Linked DNA regions of Homo sapiens: region 1 is linked to region 2. Evidence: chromatin loops called from intact Hi-C (ENCODE). Cell type or tissue: IMR-90. All regions are shown on one strand. Each heading gives the region's core, and the rest is flanking DNA. Links, peaks and the distances in the headings are about the cores only. Region 1 has its middle 13 kb from the start of C11orf87. Region 2 has its middle 120 kb from the start of LINC02715.

Evidence for each region. Hi-C counts contacts between places; a loop is a spot of excess contacts. Peaks named below come from ENCODE experiments on the same cell type or tissue, not always from the same donor. Only the 100,000 strongest peaks of a DNase experiment are listed, where the experiment ranks them.
Region 1: a loop joins it to region 2, with 6 times the contacts of the local background. A loop is called at or near these places in 2 of 110 quality-filtered maps.

Annotation. Positions count from the first base shown.
Region 1 is chr11:109,433,983-109,436,905 of GRCh38, reverse strand. No RefSeq gene overlaps it. Among named protein-coding and RNA genes, the nearest start is that of C11orf87, 13 kb to the right of the region's middle. In IMR-90, for the core only: no CTCF peak of the experiment used is centred there; a DNase peak (open chromatin) is centred at 1,585.
Region 2 is chr11:109,937,831-109,940,753 of GRCh38, reverse strand. No RefSeq gene overlaps it. Among named protein-coding and RNA genes, the nearest start is that of LINC02715, 120 kb to the right of the region's middle. In IMR-90, for the core only: a CTCF peak has its summit at 1,367 (motif pointing right); a DNase peak (open chromatin) is centred at 1,383; H3K27ac peaks cover 268 bases.

The sequences.
Region 1 (2,923 bases), core at 267-2,766, 500 kb after region 2:
TATCATTCTCTGCTGTGTTGAAACAGGGCCTTCCTGGAGCCCCTAACTTTTTAAAAAAATCTTGTACAGATGGCTTCCTGGAAAAATAGTGAAGGCTGAGCAGACTCCACCGAAGGCCCAACAGGTGGTGTGACCCAGAGGCAGTCTAATTCAGTGATGACTGATTGCTTTGGAATAGTTGCTGAGAAGCTCGGGCCTCCAAAGAGGCAAAAAGCCTACTGATTAGGGACTGCAGGAATGAGCTTCTTTTCATGGTCCACATAGCCAAGGTGGCCCTCAAACCCGAATGAAAGTGTGTAGAAATCAGTGTCAAACAGGCCTGCAAAGACCCTGTGGTCTTGCACAGTAGGGACCACGTTAATGTGAAGCCAGCAATATCCCTTCCTTCGGGCTGAGCTCAGCAGCTTCAGAGGGTTGGTTGGTAAACTTTCCACACCCAGTCCCTCAGTGATAATATGAGCCATCAGATCTTCTAAAGGCAACACTAGGCTTCCAAGTCACTCCATAAGGTCTGTTTGATGCTAGCTAGGTTTTCCATCAGGCAAACTGAGCATGAAAAATATAAAAACTTATTTTAACAAGGCATTAAAATAATTGCCATGGTTAAGATTAAAACATTATTAGTCATGTACCTCCTTATTGTTCAGTTTTTATATCGTTTTCATATTAAATCACATGGCAGGGATAGATTGGGGAGCTACATTTTTTTCAGGACCTGAGAACTCTGTAGGTCTTAAATGTCCTGGGTCTTGGCTGCTAAAGGCAGAGTTAAGCAGGGAATAGTCATTCCCTTGATTGAATTGGAAGGGTACTCACATCAACCCTCCTGCAACCAAAGCTGTGCCCCAAAATATCTCCTCCTGCCTAAGGTGTTGGAGGCTTCTGTGAAAATGAGAATTATCTTAAATCATTGAGTCACTATTGCGGATTAATGCCAAATATGCATGCTCAATGTTGCAAAGAGTATGGTCCTGAGAAGATAAGGAGTAGGTCACAGGTGCTACTATGACAGGGGCACACTTTCATTTTGAATGTTCAGAGAGAGATAATGAACCTAAATATAAGAGGGCAGCCCTTCAAGTGGGAGTGGGTCACAGAGCAGTACACTGGGCAGTTTGGAGACTATATGAGTGCCCTGGGGTAGGTGGAAGGATTAAAAAGAGGAATGATGCATTGTGGCAATTCTACCAGAAGCTTGTTGTTTTCATAACCAGTGAGAGACAGTGACATGCTTTCCAGTCAGAAGGAACAGAACCTGGACCTTTCCTTGCCTCAACTTCAAATCCTGCTGTCAGATGCGAATTTCTCTGTCTACAAGTAAGTAGAATCTTAGGGCTCCCATTCTAGACATGAGAATAAAAGAAGATTGCATCATCAATGATCAGTTTGTGTTCACTCAGTGTGGGCTTATTTTTATTTCTAATTGCCATTTTACCTTGGTTTTCTTGTATTATTTCATTCTGAAAGTCTTTTATCCCTAACTGAGTCATAAACTCTTTGAGAGAAGGAACCCTGCCTTCTTTAGCATCTCCCTCAGTGCGGAAGACTTGAGCAAATGCCAGGTGACTGATGGATTACCTGATCCTTTTCCTTCAACACATGTCCATTTGGCTTCAGTTCCTATGGCTGACTCACTGCTCCTGTACTGGCTATGAAAAGTATTACGGCTTGGGTCCCAAAAGCAAGCTTTGTTGGGCTATTCAGCCAAGCAGAGTGTAGAGAAGCAGGCTAGGGGAGAAATGCTGCATCTGCCAAACAATTCCTTGAAGATATAGATTATTGAACAATGCCAAAGATCCCAATGATGCCACTCTTAATGCCATCCAGAAGTCAAGTGAAACGGATGACTTACAAATATACTGTTGTTTTTTGCCTTTCTTTTGCTGGAGTGATTCTGGCAAGACTCCTTTTACAGTAGTACCAGAGTACTTTATCAGGGATATGTCCATAGGATTACAATCCATTTATTCACTTGTTTATTCAGCATCTTTACTAAACAACTGCTACGTGCCAGGCACCTTGCTAGAGATTAGAATGTGACATTAGAGCACAAAGAACATGAGTTTGCTATTAATAATCTACCAGAAAATTACTCCTGCCCTTCCCCAACCATTCCTCACAAAAGAAGCCAGAACAGGGACTACCGTACACTCATTGCCCACTATTGTTAGATATTTGCATGTTTTCTAATTTAAACCACACAATAAACCTTCATAAAACTGAAGCATGGAGAGGTTCAGAAACTTCTCCAAGGTCTCATACCTACCAAGTGTCAGAGCCAAGATTTGAACCCAGGCCATTTCTCCACGTTACTGACTGTGTTGTCTTTTCAACATCTTCAACACCATGGGTTCCTTCTCAGCAGCATATTGATTCTTATTCCTGTCAATGGGGTCCTATCCAATCACTTTATTCCAAAAGAGTAAAGTGAGGTTTATACTAGATCCTGTGTAATGTCATGATTCTATGCAGGCATGCCTCAGAATTACAACAAATGGCCTAGCAGCTAATGTCAGAACACACACTTCCAGACATATGGAGCACTCCTTCAACATGACAGACTATGAGTAGCAGTTACCAGGAACTACAAGATGGTGACAGTGCTGCTTCTTGAAGCTCACACGGCAAATTGCAGACTGCTCCATAGTGCTAGGCTTCACCACATTCTGAACGTGGTCTGGGGACAAACTCATCAAAGGCTGTGCCAGCAAAGCCCAGAAGCTTCCTTTGAACTCCCTTTTATTAACTTTGTCACCAAGTCATGACAGATAAGCAGCACCCAACTGGGGTTACTCTGAGCCACAAAATAGAAAGCATAAATCTATTCTCTGCCCTTTCCTCCCCTTTTTGCTCTTTTCCCTCACACCATGCATCTATGAATCACCAACCCCATCAGTTCCGTAACCTAACATGCACTTTAATA
Region 2 (2,923 bases), core at 92-2,591:
CTTGGCCTGAATATAGAAATGAATAAGACAGACTTGTTACCTGACTTCATAGGCTTTAAAATTTGAGCTTAGAGATAGGGTTTTTTTTTTTTTTTGGAGCTGGAGTCTCACTCTGTCTCCCAGGCTGGAGCTCAGTTGTGCGATCTTGGCTCACTGCAACCTTCACCTTCTGGGTTCAAACAATTCTCCTGCCTCAGCCTCCCAAGTAGCAGCTGAGATTACAGGTGTGAGCCACCATGCCTGGCTAATTTTTGTGTTTTTAGTAGAGACAGGGTTTCACCATGTTGACCTGGCTGATTTTGAACTCCTGACCTCAAGCGATCTGCCCACCTCAGCCTCCCAAAGTGCTGGGATTACAGGTGTGAGCCATCCCACCTGGCCTAGAAATAGATATTAAGTAACAAAGTATAAAGATGGCTTGTGATTAGTGAGAAGACAGAATGCAGAATAGACACAGGGCACAGCATGTTCAAAGGCCCCGAGGCTATAAGAAGATTAGTCCTTTGGATAAATAGAGAGGATTGGTGTCAGTGACACAGGGATGGATGGAGAATGGCAGGAGATCATCTGGGCAGAGGTCAGATCACATAAAGATTTTTAGGTTATGTTAAAATGTCTGGAATTTATCTTAAAATCAAAGAAAAATCACTGAAGAATATTAAGCAGGACTTCAATAGATCAAATTTATTTTTTCATTTGTTTTTTTTTAAACAAAGTTATTTCTGGTTGCTGCATGAATATTAGATATGAGGAGATAAATTAGGAGGGTAAAGGATGATTCCAATTCATGTTAATGAGTATGTTTAGGTTATATCATGTGTAATGTCAATGGTAATCGAGGAAGTTGATGGATTTGAGAGACTTTTAGGAGCTGGAATCCACCGTTTTTAGAGTTTGTGTGTGTATTTGTGTTTGTGTGTTATTGTGTGTGTGTTATTGTGTTGGATGGATGATGGAGCCATGAGGGAGAAGAAAATGTCAAAGATGACTCCCAGGCTTCTGGATTGAGCAGCTTTATGAATGTCAGTACATTAAAAAATGCTTATATGGAACAATTTAAGAAATGAGAGGCTGCTCACCCCAACCTCTCTCATCAATCTTTTGAACTTGAAATTCTGTCAAGTCTTTATACAGTATTCAAGTAGCTCATATAAAAAGGCAAATAAAACATTTAGCTCAGAAGCCCATAAATGTTCTCTGTGACTCAGAATCTCTTACTAATTAATGCAATAGATTTAAAAAAAAAGTCTAAAAAAGTTTTAGTTTTCTGCCATTCCCACCCCCATTTCCCTCCATCCCACACTTGGAGCTAAATATAAACCAACCCATCTGACTAAAACTGGCAAAGGTCTTTCTAAGAAGCACTAGATGGCAGCAGAGGAATTCCTTCACCTCAGCGGAAAAAGGTTCTGCATAAGGGGACTGTGCAGGAAAATGGCCAAGTTCCAGCTTTCCACTGTTACCTGAATTAAAGGCAGAGAGAATATAAAAGAGGAAAAGTAGCATGGTTAGCTAAATGCTGCTTCATCAATTCAACCTGCTTGGTATTCATGTCACATGGAGAAAAGGTTTTCCAAGTACACTTGTCTCTTGTTTGATGAGGTAAATGCATTTCTGTTTTCTTTATAAGCCATAAAATTAATTTCCATTAAAGCAACCCTAAATTTTCCTGCTGAATTTCATTATTGAATTGGGGATTAGTCCTGTAGGAAAAAAAATCTGTCTTCAGGCATTATTAAATTATAGTCAGCAATGCAGTAAATGTTTTAAAATAGCCCATTCAAAGAAAAATAATACTCACCTGCCCACAATACTGACGATAATATTGAAATATTTACAAGTAATTAAAAAATATCAGTAATAGTGTGCTATATTCCAAATAAGGTGTAAAATAAAAAAAATTAAGAAGAAAAAATATAGTACAATCTCAGGTTCTTTAGAAGTAAGTGATTAATCTTTCATGTTGCTCACTCCTTAAATATTTAGCATTTGGCTCGTTTTTTACACTGTCTTGAACTCCTTTATCTCCTGCATATTAAAAGTAATTCATTAAATTTTTTTTTTCTGTATTTGGACTTGGGCTTTTCCCAACTATTAGTTCATGCTAACTCTTTCATGTCCTAAGTAATGCTTTCTTCATTTACCTGCTAGCAGATGTTTCTTATTAGGTGATGATATTGTTACTATGCAACATTTGCATAATGGGTTATAGGTTGCAGAATTTTTTTACATATATTATTTCATTTATTCTTTGTACCAATATGTTATATGGGGATCGTTATTACACCCATTTTACTGATGAGAAAAAAATTAGAAAGGCTAAGTAACTTTCCCAAGGTCATACATCTTTTAAGTGATGGAACTTTGACATGAACCTAGGTCCTTTGCCTTTAAATTATAGGATCTTTGCACTGTTACTCACTGACTTCCAAACAACTTGTGTATTTACAAAATTAAGTTTACTTATTAAAAAACCCAAGAACCATATAAAGAAGAAAAAACTATAGCCCACTGTGTTTAAGGACAATGGGAGGCCACTAGAGGGTTTTAAGACAAGGGTTGATATGACTTGCATTTTATGAAAGAGACCTGTTATTTCAGTATGGAAAGTGGCTTGAAGGCAGCAAGAGTGGATCTGGGAGATTGATTAGGTGGCTATGTCAGCAGTTCAGGAGAAAGAGGAGGCTTTGGGTGGTGGCAATGGGTATCATAAACAATTGGCATATTTGAGAGACATTTGGGAGTTAGATTGAGTGGGCCTTGGTGACTGAGAGCAGACTGGGGATACGGAAAGAGGGTGTCAAGGATGAACTTTAGGATGAGCAACTGGGTGGGTGGAGGTGTTATTTACAGAAACAAAACATTGAAAGAATATTTGATTTTTCTTGTATTGTTATTTGACCACCATTTAATTAATTGACAA